Regions from separate parts of the Mus musculus genome. Here region 1 is linked to region 2. The links are chromatin loops, found by intact Hi-C in ENCODE. Cell type or tissue: gastrocnemius. All regions are shown on one strand.

Region 1 (8,000 bases), 220 kb before region 2:
TCAAATCAAGGTTTGAAATAATAGCCAAACTGGTTAACTGCTGGCTCATGAGCAAAAATGTGTGTGTTTAATTGAATTTATGCTTCTTTTAATTAGCTGATTGTACCCTTGGTCCAGTCTTAAGATGCCTCTTAAAAGGCAGTTTGAGAGTGTCTTAGTTAGGGTTTTATTGTTGTGAAGAGATGTCATGACCACAGCAACTCTTACAAAACACAACATTTAATTGGGGCTGGCTTACAATTGCAGAGGCTTAGTCCATTATCATCACAGCATAAACCATGGTGGCATGCAGGCAGATTTGGTGGTGGAGAAGGAGATGAGAGGTATACATCTTGATCCCAGGCAGCAGGAGAGAACTATATGTGTTTTAGACTGGGCATAGCTTAAGCATTTAAGATCTCAAAGCCCCACCACCACAGTGATACTCTAACAAGGCCACACCTCCTACAATAAAGTCACACCTCCTCCAGTCAAGCCACACCTCCTAAAAAATGCTACTCCCTAATGCCAAGCATATTCGAACACATGAGTCTAATGGGGCCATTCCTACTCAGACCAGCCCAGAGAGTCCATGGATATTCTCAGGACATTGACTTCAAGCCCAGGACAGCAGCAAGCTGCCTCTGAGGAGCCCTGGTTTCCTGATCCAAGCCTCCTTCCCACCCAGGATCCCTTCTTGGGAACCAGGATGCAGCGTGACTTGGAAAAATGACCCCAGCTCCCAGGTGGAAAGCAAAAGTCAGCAACTTGGAGACTGGAACGCCCTCCAAGCCAAGGCTTAGTCACCCGTGTCAACAATCCAGATGCCAAAAGCAAAGTCCTGTGAGAGAAGGAAACCGGAAATAAGCAGTAAAAGCCCTAGGGCCCCACTTGATTCTCTCCCACTACAATCCATGTGACATTTAATTAGAATGGTTTTGTGGCTATTTATAAACTCTGTGTTCAATTGTGTGTGTTTGTTTACATGCACATTTATAAATAAATGTAATTAAAACTTCTTGAAATAAATACAATCTCAAAACAAGATGCAGAGGGCCAGGGCTTCCGTGTGGTATCATAATTTTCCATGAGCTGCGGAGCTGCCAGAGATGTTGACAGGCAGTTGCATGACCACTGACACTACAAATCATACAAATGACCTTTCACCTTGCAGTGAACTTAACAAGTACTAGCTTACAATCACGTTGGAGTCATGCATGGAAGGCCTCTGAAAGGAATCAAAATCAAATCTAAGGCAAGTCATTGGTGTCTTAATCAATGTCCTATAAACCTAAGAGGTAGTCACACCAGATCTGACGTGGTGGTTCAGATTTCCAAATACGTGGAGGTAGAAGGATTGTTGGATCACAAAGTTACATCTAAGTGATTTTTTTGCTTATCTTCCAGAAAAGGACTTTGTGGACCACTGAGTCCAGACACATTAAAAGAAATTAAGTGTACTTGAATCCTATTAAAGATACCACTGACAAATATTTTTTAAAGATTTATTTATTTATTATATGTGACTACACCGTAGCTATCTTCAGACACTCTGGAAGAGGGCATCAGATCTCATTACAGATGGTTGTGAGCCACCATGTGGTTGCTGGGATTTGAACTCAGGACCTTCGGAAGAGCAGTCGGTGCTCTTAACGGCTGAGCCATCTCGCCAGCCCGACAAATATTTTTAAAAATATATATACAACTTAACTACTCAGCAAAAAGTAACTACAAGATTCAATGCCAACATGGCCAATTAACCAAAACTATCTGCAAATTAATATTTACAGAATAAGAGGAATTGCCTAACAGGAATATTGCCTGTCATCATCAGAATACCATCAGTCCTAACATTAATGTGTAAGTTGGAATTCAGTTGTCTAAGTTTCATTTAGATTCTGCAGTGTAGAAGGTAGATACTTATTGTTCATCCTGACTATGAAAGCTAGCTACCTGATTCACATCACTGCTACTGAAGGGAGAAATAACACACACACACAGAGAGAGAGAGAGAGAGAGAGAGAGAGAGAGAGAGAGAGAGAGAGAGAGACAGACAGAGAGAGAGAGACAGACAGAGAGAGAGCATACATACTCACAGAGAGATGAAGATAGAGAGACACAGAGATAGAGAAAGACAGAGAGTCACAGGGACAAACAAGAAGTAATAAATCAGACAAATGAAAGGCCAGGAGTGGTGGGTCAAGAAGGCAGGTGAGCATGGAGCCTAACGTCATCTCTTCTGCTTCCTGCAGTTTTGCTCTTAGGCAGAACTTTGCCCTTTAACTATGAGGAAAGAATCCAAAGAAACAGTTTTAGTAGTATAAACAACACATTGCAAAGTCTTTCAACACCCAAATAAACACAAAAGTTTTGGAGTATGTATATTAAGAGGAACACACACACACACACACACACACACACACACCAAATTAACATGTTAAAGGGTTATGGATCCAGAAAATCTAGAATCTAACAAGGTATAAGCTCTTCTCCATCACTCAAAAAGGGCAGAGCCAAGTATTCTTTAACTTGTTCTTTTGAAGGTCCCCTGAAAGTCACATTTAGAACTTCAGGGCACTGATTATCGCCCAGTGAATAGAGCATACTGTACTGACACTTGTCGACTGGGTTCTTAAACCATTTTCCTAGCAAGCATCTCACCAAGGAATGATCGTCAACTTGGAATGATCGTCAACTTTACTGGCAGTTTCTGGAATCAGGTTCAAAGACCGGGCCTAGGTTGATATCATTCTCCCAAATTAACTTCGGTTTGAAAAGTAAATCTCTTCAGCCTCTTTTAGGTGCATATCCTAGGATTCAAATTAAGAAATTACAAGGAAAAGAAAAAATTAATAAATACTGAATACCGTCAGGATGACTGGAATGGTGTGGACAGACAAAAGACTGAACTTAAGCCTCTCACACCAAATATCAGTTGTGTGTTTTTGTTTGTTTGATTGATTGATTGGTTGATTTGAAACAAGGGTGTATGCAGCCCCAGGCTAGTCTTGATCGTACCAGGTGGCAGAGAGTGGTCTTGAAGTCTTAATCCCAAGAGGGATTATAGGGCTAAGTCACCACAGCTAGCTCTCATTTGTACAATTGTGAGCAATATGAATTCTCTTTTCAGCCCCAGTTCACAAAGGAGATTAAAGCCTTCACTCTATAAGTTGGTTAGATATAGCACTAAATTTGGTAAGAAATAAAACCTAATATGATGATCTGACATGATAGCTGGTAGACGCTCATGAAGTGTTGTTATAATAGTATGAGCATTTTGTAGAGCTGTCTCCAGACATTGCCTTGGTATTCCAATGGCTTTAAGGGGAGTTCAAAATCAATAGTAAATCGTATGTAATCTAACCCATGGGACCTCAAAAATGGGTATATAGCTCTTCTCAGTAAGTCTCACTTCTAGATGGGAGCTTGCTTCCATTTGAAATGTAAACCAGTTTGATAGGGGAGTAGATTGTGCCCTGAGGATCAAACCTAAGCCCTCATGCATGCTAAGCAGAGAGATGCTTGCTTGTCTGCCTGCCTGCCTGCCTGCCTGCCTGCCTGCCTGCCTGCCTGCCTGCCTGCCTGCTTGCTAGCTTGCTTGCTTATGAATTTTACTCATTGTCTCCTCAGAAGCTGCACTCTCTTGCTTTCGGGAAGATAATGATTCAGTTTATACATGGACCCTTAACAAGACTTGACACCTTAAAAGCGATAGCTCCACACTGTAAAGGTTAGGCCATTTCTAGGGTATTTGAAACAGCATCTAGAAAGTGAGAACACAAAGTGTGTTGGGCGTGAAGGAAGGTGGATGACTGTGAGCTCTGATAGCTGACACTTTTGATTTGCTTTCATTTTGATGTAAAGTTTAGTCCGTTCCATCCTGGATTGCAACCATCCCTCTAAGAGCACGAAGTTAATGACTGGTCCTTATGCCTGGCGGGACTTAGACCTGTATTTCTACATGTCCTCAGAATGGTCATCCTGTGACTTGGACAATGTCATTCCCTGTTGCACAGGCCCACCACAAGCTAGCCTAGTATTTTTCAGAACAGTGAAAACATACCAGCAGATGCCTCCAATTACACAACCATTGTATTTAATTGTGTCAGCTCTGGGATCCATATACGTGTATCTCTCTTTCCTTCCCTTGTTCTCAAAAAGCTTTCTTTACAAGTATTTATTTGATTTAATATGTGACAGTTCCAAGGGCCCCTAGCACACTCGGTTGTGAAGGCGTGATGATGTGCGCTCGAGATTTTAACCTAGAGCAGTTGAGAAGTCAAATTGGTGGTTTCACCTCGGCAGTATATTTTAGAATTTGAGAAAATGATGCTTAGGCAATTAGGCTGCTCTGTACACCCAGCCCCCAAGCTCAAGGTCAGCCTGACACTCTGAATGGTTAAATCATCCTTGGCAAAGAGTCTAAACTTGGCAGAAGCTCCGTAATGAGAAATCCAGATGACTGGTATCATTTGTAATCCGAGTGCCCTGCACTTAGGGAAGGGCCGGTTTGTTTTTAGAAGAAATAGCAATGACTTAAAAGCGGTCATTAGGGATGTTTAAGATTTTAACTGTTTTGACACTAGATGTGGGCTTCCCCCTTAATGGCACCTTTTAGCATTAAACCATACACATAAATAAGCCGTGTGGGCTGTCTGCAGGCAGCTCACGTCTGCTCTTTATGACGAAAAGGATCCCTCCAACTTCTCCCCCTGCTTATGCAGAATGAGGGCTAGCTCTAAAATGCACGTTAGACTTCACTTTCTTTAAAAATGCAGAAAACAAAGCACCAGTCTTTTGGGTACCTGGTTTCTTTTGAAAGGTCAGTGGTCACATCAAGGAAGCATCAGTAATGGCGTGGCTTCTGCAGGGACTAAGGTCGTCGTGGGAATGAGAATTCCAGTTCATCAAGCCACTTATCTGCTGGCCATTTAGTAAATCCAGACTAAGTCGACAGTATAAGAGGTAATGACCGATGGCTCACTGCATTTACCCAAGTCTGAATCTCTAGGCCATGAGCTTCCACATAGCACATTCAACCTCCTTAGGAACTTATCAGTGACAGGGGACAAAACAAGTGGCAACGTAGCCATTAATCAATATATAAGATTCTCCAGCCAATTGACATAGAACAGTACCTTCAATAACTCCATGCTGACCCAATTCTATTTAACTCATCCATTCCCAAAGAAAGTCTATGAAATTAGCAAGGGAACAAAGAAGGACACACAGTGACACAGTGACACCTTCCATGCTGTAGTAATAACAGACTTTCTCAAACAGAAAATAACTTTAGGGGGTTGTTGTTGTTGTTGCTGATTTAGTTAAAGAACCAAAAGATCAATGTCTTAGTCTCAGTCTTATATAACTTAAGAAAAATATTTCACCAGTAACCTCCTAGTTCTCTGAATGTATCCTACGAATGAAACTGATAAGAGACAAATTAATAAATCTTGCTGAGTGATATGAATTTCTTTACACACGTGGAACATCTCAGGAAAGAAGTGCAAAGTCAGGGAATGTGAGTCGTGGAAGCCTGTGGACCACTGTAAGGACAACAGATTGTGAAAGAGCGGCTGACAAGATAGAACGAAGAGGGCTCTGACTGCTTGAGTGCTAAGTTGTGGGAAGCTAGCCGCAAGGGGAATGGAACTAACAGAAGAGCTGGTGTTTTTACGGCTGGTTTATGGAGACTCCGTCAGGGTGACTTTCAGTTTTCATAGCTGTAAAGCTGCTCTCACTTCTTAGGAAGACCTTTCTACTTTTAGTCCAACAGGAGCTGTTCCAAGAAGGCACCTTTCCCATTTGGTTCTTTCCTTCAGCTCAAAATGAAACATTGAGTCACTTTGACATGCATGGGGTCAGCATCCTTTGATCTTCTCATGACTAACTGCTCATGGACTATTCTTCCCAGGGTCAAATTTATTTTATTAATTTCTTTTTTAGCTAGCCTAAGAAATAATGGTATCTTTTCTAACACCTTGTCATTTGGGTTTGTCTCATTTGTCCCCCTTTTTTCTCTCTCATTCCTCCAACCCCTTCCTGCCCATGGCTACTGCTTTCTCCAGTTTCCACTTTCTATGTGTTGGTATCTGAGATCCAGCTCCCTCTGCAGTAAAGGAAGAGACTGGGACAGGATGGGTTTCTAAAATGTTTCTATGCTGATCTTAATCCTTGTTGTTTCTCATGGATTTTGCTTGCACTCACTGTATACAGCTGCATATATGTTTCATGTATATATTTCATATATATTCACACACACATAGAGAGAGAGATAGAGAGAGATAGAGAGAGATAGAGAGAGAGATAGAGAGATAGAGAGATAGATAGAGAGATAGAGACATAGATAGATAGAGAGAGAGATAGAGAGATAGAGAGATAGAGAGATAGATAGAGACATAGATAGATAGATAGATAGATAGATAGATAGATAGATAGATAGATAGATGAAATGCCAAGTTTCTGGTTAGTTTTACATTAAGTTGACACATCTAGGGTCATCTGAAAAGAAGAAACCTGGTTGGAGAAGACTCTATTAGCCTGTAGGCTAGTCTGTTGGACATTTTCTTGATTAAACACTGACATGGGTAAGTAGTTGCACCCTGGTAAAGTGGTCCTGGGTTGTTTTAAAAACATGCCGAGCAAGCTTTATGGCAAGTTGGTAAGGAGCATTCCTCTACAGTCTCTGTCTGCTTCCACTTCTGCCTCCAGGTTCCTGCCTGGAGTTGTCCCCCTGTCTTCTCTCATTTTTGCATTATAATCTAGGAGCTATAAGCTCAAATAAACTCTTTCCTCCCCTAGTTAATTTTGGTTGGTATTTTATTAAGGACATAAAAATGGAATTAAGATTCCAAACATAATATTCAGAGACCCTTTCTAAAAACAGCTGCACATTCAATAACATATTTACATACGATTTTCACAGGGTGGGAGAGAGATATGAAGAACTCACTCCATGTGGGCAGTGAGATGACCTAACACTATTTATTGAGGATATCTGCCTGGAGTAGAGATAGCACATTGTATGAAAGCCAATCAAATGACTAGACTGTTACCCACCATCCCCTGCATGCCACCATGCCATGCTGCCTTTCTGTAATCGACACTGATATTTCTGAGCAAGAGGGTAAATCAAGACAAGTCAAGTTTTGATCTGTACCCAAGGGTACCAAGGACTGACACAATGCAAGCGCATCCCTCATCCAATTTAGAATGTAGCAACTCACACAAAGTGAGAACCCCTAACCCAAAAGCCAGAATCTGAAACATTCCAAAATTAACTGAATTTTGATAAAATGCTAACAGGACATCACATGTGGAAAATTCCACACTTGACCTCAATTGTTAGGTCACAGTCAAAATACAGGCAAGCAAAAATATTCTTAAGTAATTATCCTCAGGCTATGTATATCAGGTGACCATGAAACTTCATTCCTGTCCCCAATACACACACACACACACACACACACACACACACACACACACACAAATAGGTAATTTGAAATTGAAACACACATCTGATCCTAAACATTTCTCTAAAAGGAACTTGCACTGTAGTTGCAAATGGGCCCATAAGAGTTTTTGTTTTAGAAGAATGTGTCTGTCTGGGGTGAGGAGAAGGCTCATGGCTGTCTTCCCAGCACTTAGGAGTTCGAGGCAGATTACCATGGATTTGAAAACAGCCTAAGCTCTATGGTGAGACCTGTCTCTACAATGGGGGGGGGGGGGAGGGGGGTCGGTGGTATTTATCTTTATGTCTCTGGTGAAGCTCTAGTTTTTGCAGGCAAAATTATGAAGAAGGAAATTTCCGGGCTTAGTTTCAGACGAGAAATGCAGATGTAAAAGGCAGCAGAAGTGGACATTTGGCAGATGGCACTGTCTCCATCAGGAGCCATGGGGTTGTAAAAGAGACAACCAATAAGATCCTTCAACCAAAACCCCCACTGAAGCAAGGATACTCTTCCAAGCAAGAAGGAGGACACTTATTTCCAAAGTACTGACAACCTATCACAGAGGGAAAA
Region 2 (8,000 bases):
CACCAGAGAGCAGATCTCACATAGCTACCCCATGACTGTGCGTTCAGATATGTGGAGTCTCCTCTTCAGGAACAACCTGGCTCCTAATTACCAGTGTGGAGAGAGCCAGGAAGGCCTGCGGCAGCAGAGACACTCTCCCTGGGAATGGGGGTGCATGGAGCCGGCTGGTGTGAAGGAAAACAGCTGCCTGCCGAGGGTTGGAAATGCATTCAAACTATTTTCAGATGGTTTGGGCTTCACAACATCCACAGAGTATTTCCCATCTGCCTTTGGTTTCTCAAGTCATTGTGGCTAAAGAAAAATCTAAGCCAAACATTTCTAACTTCTCAGGCCTAACAAGTCCAAGCGCTGCTTGAGAGACTGAAAGGGAAGGGAGCGGTCCACGGGGCAGGGTTTTCTCAGCTCCACGAAGCTTCTCCTCTTTCCAAAGGACCTAAATCCAGTCAATTTCCTCTTGAACAGAAGAGTTTTCTGGCACCAGTGGAGTGGTGTTCCCAAGCTGCCCCAAGAAAGTTAGGGCACAAATTCACAGAGGAAACATCATACAGTATACTGATAAGCATGACCCGAGGGCTCAGCATGGCTGGTCCCTTTGTCACTGGTTTGGATTGCTTTCTCAAATCACTTCAGGTGACTCCCAAGAAGTCCCTTGTACCCTCTCCTCCAGTTTCCTCCACCCTCTGGGGTCCTTCACTTGTTGAAGCCTCTGAACATAATTCAGAGCTGGGCCAGAGCTGGTCTCCAGTCAAAGTGAGTCTACCCAGCTTAACCACGGCTGTCTGACCTGGCTTGGCAGTGCTCTCTCCAATGCCCTGCTTCCTTTTACTCAATAGAGACTCACTGGAGCAGGGGATGGGGCATGGGAGAAAAGGGGGGAGGGGCGGGGGTTGAGACAGGGAACCACCATGAAGCCACGGTGAGAGGAAGCCACGGTGAGAGGAAGCCCTGAGAGCCAGAAGCAGTTGTGGTAGGTATCCTCACCCGTGCTACACCTACACCGTGGTTCAGAACACTAGTAACAGCTGTTACTGACTTCGTTCTTAACAAACTGAGAACGAAGCCCAGGCAGGCGATAAGCATGAACCCATGCTACAAGGCCAGAAACGGCACAGTTCTGAAAGCTTGTAGCAATGGGGCCATGTTAGACTCAGGGCAGGACCCTATGTTTACAAACTCCACCCCAACTCCCTCTGGTCCATCTCCTGCCACGCGTTCCTCTCTTGCTTCTACTTCTTATCGAGTTCTAAAGCGCAGGCTCGTTTTGCCATCCAGATGGGTTAACTTTCTCAAAGCATCCTAGAATGCTTGGGAGGGGTTGCAGTCCAGGTCAAAGCCAAGGACTTGATAAATCATAAGGTTTGTATCAATCAAGTGAACAGATGAAAGCTGAATAGGTTGAAGGGGAAAGAACTCCCTCCAGTTTTTTGCAGTCTTCAGAGATACTTTTGTTTCCCTAGGAAACGATTCTGAACTTGCAAATGCAGTGCTCCTCTGGAGGACAGAGTCATTCTCACAAGGATTCAGGTCAAGGAAAGTCACGCTGAGCTACCCACAGTGGCACACGCCGGTGGCTCCAGTACTCAGAAGGCAGAAGCAGTAAGATAAAGAGTTCAAGGCTAGCCTGGACTACATATCCCAAGGTCTGAGCTACATATGAAGACCCCATTTCTACCAAACAACAGGAAAGGCAATAGAGTCCGTTTCCTGGACTGTGTGTTAAGGCCACTTTGGAGGTTCAGTCATTCTCAGAAGGCAACACTCATTTGCTGAACATTTATTGAGCAAAGACAGTGTGCCAGGTTCTGTAGGGACAGAGAGAACCCGAGACATCTACAAATCCAACAGCACAAGACAGTGTAGGGAGGCAGAAATGAGAGTAAACCACAGGTCAGGATCTCGGGGTGCGCAAGAGCCAATCAAATGTATTCAGACAAAACAAAGGTGGTCTCTTACAGAGAAGCCATCTTCTTACTGCAACAACCCTCAAAATCCAGTTGAAGAAGCAACATCCACAGGACCCAGAGACATGAAAATCCATGGCCTGCGCATGGATAAAAGCCAAAAGAAAAGCTTGCCGGAAAGTAGTACTAACAGGTTGGTAACAGGCAGAGGCGGGGCAGGACAGGATGAAGGCAGAGCTGACCTTATAGGGTTTACAGAGCTAACTACTGAAGAGAGATGAACCTAAGAAGACATCAAAAGCCTCCTGGTGTAAGAGGTCACCTACCTTGCCATCCTTTCTCCTAAAGGTCATTTGAAGAATAATCAGAGTGAACCAGAGAACTGGACCCACTGGGTGGAACATCCATGGAAAGATGTGGGGATGCCAAGACATCCCAAGAACGCAGAAGTGGTTCCCTGGGACATCTCAGCTCATATAAGTACTGCTGAACCCATGCCATCTCATAACCAGTCATGCACTAGAATCTGCTGGAGTAGTCTTCCTTTCTGGTGGTGTGGTAGCAATGGTACATCTTAAAGTCAATGACATTTGCAATGCAACGAATAATGACTGCCATGCAGAGGCCTACTAAGTGCCAGAAGCTGCCCAGGGCTTCTTCACACATCAGACCTCTGCAATCTGCAGAAGTAGGTGGCCCGGTAGAAATCTGAAGGGCTGCCATATCCCCAAAACACAGCAGGGTACTAGATACGGATGGGCACGGTGGCCTGACCACCTACAGAGGGATACCCATCATCTCAAAGGGTGAGGGGCAATTTGGATTAAAAGCCAGGGGCTAAAGAGGGTATGATGTGGAGTCAAAGCCATCCGGCCAACACAGGAAGCCGGTGGCCAGAGTGCAGTCTAACACCCACTTCTGACTCTCAGAGGTTAGTAAAGAAAGAACCACCCAAGGCAGCTTGGGTTGGAGCAAGACACAGATGTCTTTTAAACAAAAGCTGCAAGAGAATCTTTTGGTCTAAACCTGACCTAGAACCTGACCTAGAACCTGACCTAGAGCCTGACCTAGAGCCTGACCTAGAGCCTGACCTAGAACCTGACCTAGAACCTGACCTAGAGCCTGACCTAGAGCCTGACCTAGAGCCTGACCTAGAACCCTATCATGTTATTAAATTTAAAATAAGTGCCCAGAGAACAATGAATTTATAAATACTATCTCTGGGTTAAATACTATCTCTGTTCAAAATATATTAAAGAGCAGAACACAAACACACCAGATGCTTTTAAAAAAATGACAACAGAAACATCTGTTTGTCTCAGCCAAAGCCACATTTCGTCAGGCTGCTGGGAATCTGCAAAGCGGATTCCTCACTGAGACCTAAGGACGGACCGGAAACGCGAGGAGACAGCAGCGGACAGGACTGCCCTGGGCAGGCACCTGCTTGCTGCCCACCTCTCTTGGGAATTTATGAAGAAGATGCCAGAGTCAGTGGGGAAGGATCTAGGCCAGGAACCCTTCCTTGCACACTTCTCCCCGGGCTCTTCCACCCTGCCTTCCCGAACCTTCCAAAATTACAGCTTCCAGTGTGTTGTAATCTCTGGGCAAAGACCCCGCAGTACTGACCTCCACAATTCTAACCCAGATTTGATGGGAGTTCAACGGTGAATCATTAGCCCTTTTCACATCTCCATTTCCTCTAGGAAAAACGATTTGTCATTCTTTCATATCTTTACACAGAAGGTGCCTGAGGAGGCTACATCTGCATCTCTCCACCATGGGGAAGACAACTTTCAAGACCTGCATTCCCTGGCCTTGACCACAGGAGGCGCTGTGGAGACGTGGGGGGAGGGTGTAGTTAAGCGAACCACATGCTCTTTAACCTTGGGGAACCCCTAGACTTTAAAACATGGGGGTCTACTCAAGAGAGGCAGCAGCAAAACCACCTCCCTGTTCCAGCTATAAACTGTGTTTTAATTTGATGCTTCACCTACTCACTTTGCAAAGTAAAAATGAAGGAGATCTGGAAGAAGGAGAGCGCAGAGGTGCTTGGGTGTAACCACAACGAGGCATTAATGGAGGGAATGAGAGAGTCAGCTCTGTTGTACATTAATAACTGCCATCATGGAAGTCAAGAGGTCCTAGCTAGTCTTCACTCACCAACCCCCCTTCCTGTCTCTGACTCACATTCATCTACGAACATACACAGAGAATCTTTTAGGAGAGAAGGCAAAAATACAGCTTTACAGTAAGGCTACGGGGCTGGATAGATGGCTCAGTAGTTAAGAGCTCCGGCTGCTCTTCTGAAGGTCCTGAGTTCAAGTCCCAGAAACCACATGGTGGCTCACAACCATCTGTAACAAGATCTGACTCCCTCTTCTGGTGTGTCTGAAGACAGCTACAGTGTACTTATATGTAATAATAAATAAATCTTTAAGAAAGGAGGAGGAGAAAGAACAAAATAAAAAAAAATAATAAATTAAGGCTACTACTGTGTTCTGCTAATATTCCACTTCATTAGGCCAGCAATCTGGATATATAGAAAGACAGCTTCATGAATTGAATACTAAGTCACATTCCTCAAAACCATGCTGACATTGGCATTCATTCTACATCCCGCAATTTCACTTGGAAATTACAGGAGGACCAGAGAGGGAGAATTGCTTAGCATTAAGTGTTTAGCCTTCATGTGAAAGAACTACCAAGGCTAACTCTTTGTGATGTTTCCACGCTGTGCACTTCAGCCCACCTGATTCAGAGATAGAACCAGCCGACATGGCAAGTCACTGTCTTTGCTTGCCCAGGCTGCAGATTCCACTCTTCATTAACACAAAGCTTATTCTATTTGAAAGGAAAATCCAAGATAATTCCTCGGGTTCTTTTTGTTTTCTATGTGCTGACTTGGCATTCCTGGTGAATGAGGGACCAACCCCATTACTGAAGGCAAATGAATGGGAATGTTGGTTGTTTCAAATGTAGGAGCTTCAATATCACAACAATAAAAAACATGTCATACAAAGTAGCCCAGTCCATATTCTATTCTGATTATTCTCTATTTGATGATTTTATTTTAATATCCTTTGATCATAAAGATATTTTGTTGTTGCTATTACTTTTTAAAATATTACTAGGAGTAGAATTCAGCAACCGAAGCTGCACACCAGGGAACTGTGGCTTCCCACCATGGGCAACATTGAAATTTGAGGCAGAATAATTCTCTGGCATATGGCGGAAGGGGTAGGCTGCCCTCTTCGTTATAATAGGATAGAAATATCCCTGGCTTCTATCTAATGAAGACCAGCAGAATCTCACCTCAAGACAGTGAAAAATATTTTCAGACATTTTCAGCTGTCACAGCAGAAGCCACACAGAGCAAGGGGAGGAGAGAGCAGGGCTCACTGTTGCCAGAGTTAGACCCACAACACTTCGCTGGGAAGAGAAGCAGAGAGGAGAGCCAAGCATGGCAGTGCACATAATCCCTGCACTAGGGTAGGTGAGGGCAGAGGACCATGAGTTTGAGGATGACCTAAACTATAAGACAAGTCTGAGAGCAGCTTCAGCTACAGTCTAAGACAGAATCTTAACAAACAGGTTTAGAATACAGATCAGTGATAGGAAGTATGTCTTTACATGGGAGAACCTCAGACTTAAAACAAAACAAACAAACAAAGAAATAAGTAAATAATGAAAAATAGACCAAAAAAAGAAAACAACTTCCCCTTTCCCCACTGGGTCTCTATTTGTTTTAATATCAATTTAGAGTCTTCTTAGAAAAAGAGTCACTTTTTCAGAATTTCTAAAGCCTTATACAGCGTCTTTTGAATAGCTGCACCTTGAACTTCAAAGGAATAGTCAAAGTGTTTGGTATCCACTAATTCCTGCAGGGCACAGGATCCGTAAACTCTAGCACAACTCCACTCTGAGTCTTAAACCAACAGTATGCGAAAAGATCAATATGCAGAAATTCAAAACTAATCAGATCCCTTCTTTAAATGTTGACACAGTATTATTTATACCCCCATAAATACATTCTTGGCTAAAATTCATACTAGAAGCTTGGCACCTGGCCAGTTCTATTAATATCTACTTATTTATACAGCACACTTGGCCAAGGATAATATTTAAGACAAAGTATGCCTGAGGGCATATACAATATCTCTTGTATTTTCGGTTTTCAATCTCCACATTGCTAAAAAGATTGAGTTTGAACTTTATAAAACGTCCCACCAAGGGCTATCAGCCGTCTGTAGTGATATATAGTCACCAAGCATAATTAGGGCATATTTGTAATACTTGAGTTGAAGTCACTCCCTGAACACTAATAAGTTGGTGGAAAAAAAAAAAAAAAGAGGCGGCGATCTTTCCCATGACTTCTCTATGGGCTTGTGACCCTCTTCAGATTCACTGCAAGATGTAACAGGCACATGCGCTCCCTGTATGCACCACAGTGGCATAGAAGCCAGCCAGCCCTGCTCCTCCAAATCTCCTTGCTTTAAATACAATGGAATGATTCTCTCTCCCTCTCCCTCTCCCTCTCCCTCTCCCTCTCCCTCTCCCTCTCCCTCTCCCTCTCCCTCTCCCTCTCCCTCTCCCTCTCCCTCTCCCTCTCCCTCTCCCTCTCCCTCTCCCTCTCCCTCTCCCTCTCCCTCTCCCTCTCTCTTCTGGAAGAACTCCCTATATCTAGAAAGTCCTGGAAAATCAGTTAACCTACTTTCTATAACATTATCCATAGCCCCTGCTCAGTTGTGTTGAATCCGCTGCTATTAATATACCTTTCTACTCCTAAGCTTCTACACTGAACACAATCTTCTTAAATCTCTAGTTTTCACGTAAAAATGATAGTACATGTGTGTATGTGTGTGTGTGTGTGTGTGTGTGTGTGTATAGTATGTGTGTGTGTGTATGTATAGTGTGTGTGTGTGTGTAAGCATACTTAGGTTTTCATTTAATCGGAGGTTCAGGAGTGGGATACAGAAGAGTCCACATATCGATGTTATTGATACCCTCACATCCTCCATAAAACCTGGGCGGTTCTTCTAACCTGCTCATGACCTTGGTTCTGGGGTTGTCCCTTCTCTGCTCACCTTCATCCATTGGACTGAAGCACTTCCCCTGGTGGCCTGCTCCCTGCACACCTATGCAATGTGAGATTGGATCTTTGTCCTCTTTGCAGACTTCCTGACAGCTAATCTGAGCTTTGGCATGTAAACACCGAAGAAGGAGTTATTCAGCCCCGGATCACATGCCTGTCTGTCAGCCCAAACATCTGCAGAATCAACACACGTATGTGGGAGAAAACTAACTGAGTCAAGCCGTCCCTCAGCCCCAGTGGCTCTGGACTAATTACAATGAACTCCCTTCCCTAGCATCACTGTGGCTCCACCCCAGATAGAAATCCTTATTTCCCAGGAGCAATAAACAGGGCGGACTGTACGCATCCACTGTAGTGGATAGGGCCGTAACTATAATAATAAAACCGTCCTGCTGGCCAGGGTTCCCTGCATCTGTTACGGCACTAAACAACAAGAGAACACTACAGGGTAAGAGAAGTGACCAGAAAGAGTGTGGTTAGACACATGGGTAGACCAACGCTCTGAGGGCACCAAGTGCAAGACGCGGCAAGTCAGACAGCTATGGCTCGTCAAACTAAAAATAAATATTAGGAGAGAAAAGCACCTCCCTGCAATTCTGACTTCTGGGATAAAATTACCAAGATGGCTGCGTTATCTATTTAGGCAAGACACAGAGACTTCACAAAGGCAGCCAGCAAGGATATAGGGCATGAAAGGGGAGGAGAGAACAGAGCAGCCAATGAGAAGTTTACGACAGGGACTTGGAACACAGGGATGCTGAAGTTTTTTTTTTTTCTCTTTCTTTTAGTGTTTCTTCCTGGTGCTTAACCCTCTCAGGTATCACTCAGTGCTGTTGCTGCTGCAAAATTCTCTCTCTCTCTCTCTCTCTCTCTCTCTCTCTCTCTCTCTCTCTCCCTCCCTCCCTCCCTCCCTCCCTCCCCACCCCCTTTTTAAAGAACTCTGAAACAAATCTACACTAACTGTACTCTCCCCTTCCCCCACAAGGCTCCACAATAAATCGCTGCTA

What was found. Peaks named below come from ENCODE experiments on the same cell type or tissue, not always from the same donor. Only the 100,000 strongest peaks of a DNase experiment are listed, where the experiment ranks them.
Region 1: a loop joins it to region 2, with 4 times the contacts of the local background. A loop is called at or near these places in 1 of 42 quality-filtered maps.

Annotation. Positions count from the first base shown.
Region 1 is chr1:186,477,971-186,485,970 of GRCm38, forward strand. All of the region lies in intron 1 of Gm35426 (a long non-coding RNA gene), which reads right to left. Among named protein-coding and RNA genes, the nearest start is that of Gm35426, 4.5 kb to the right of the region's middle. In gastrocnemius, no CTCF peak of the experiment used is centred here; a DNase peak (open chromatin) is centred at 4,379; H3K4me3 peaks cover 422 bases; H3K27ac peaks cover 4,180 bases.
Region 2 is chr1:186,695,422-186,703,421 of GRCm38, forward strand. The region is part of intron 1 of Tgfb2 (transforming growth factor, beta 2); the gene reads right to left. Gm35655 (a long non-coding RNA gene) reads left to right here and starts at 5,535. Exons shown (of 2, transcript XR_373811.4): 1 at 5,535-7,810. In gastrocnemius, a CTCF peak has its summit at 3,699; a DNase peak (open chromatin) is centred at 7,333; H3K4me3 peaks cover 1,940 bases; H3K27ac peaks cover 5,717 bases.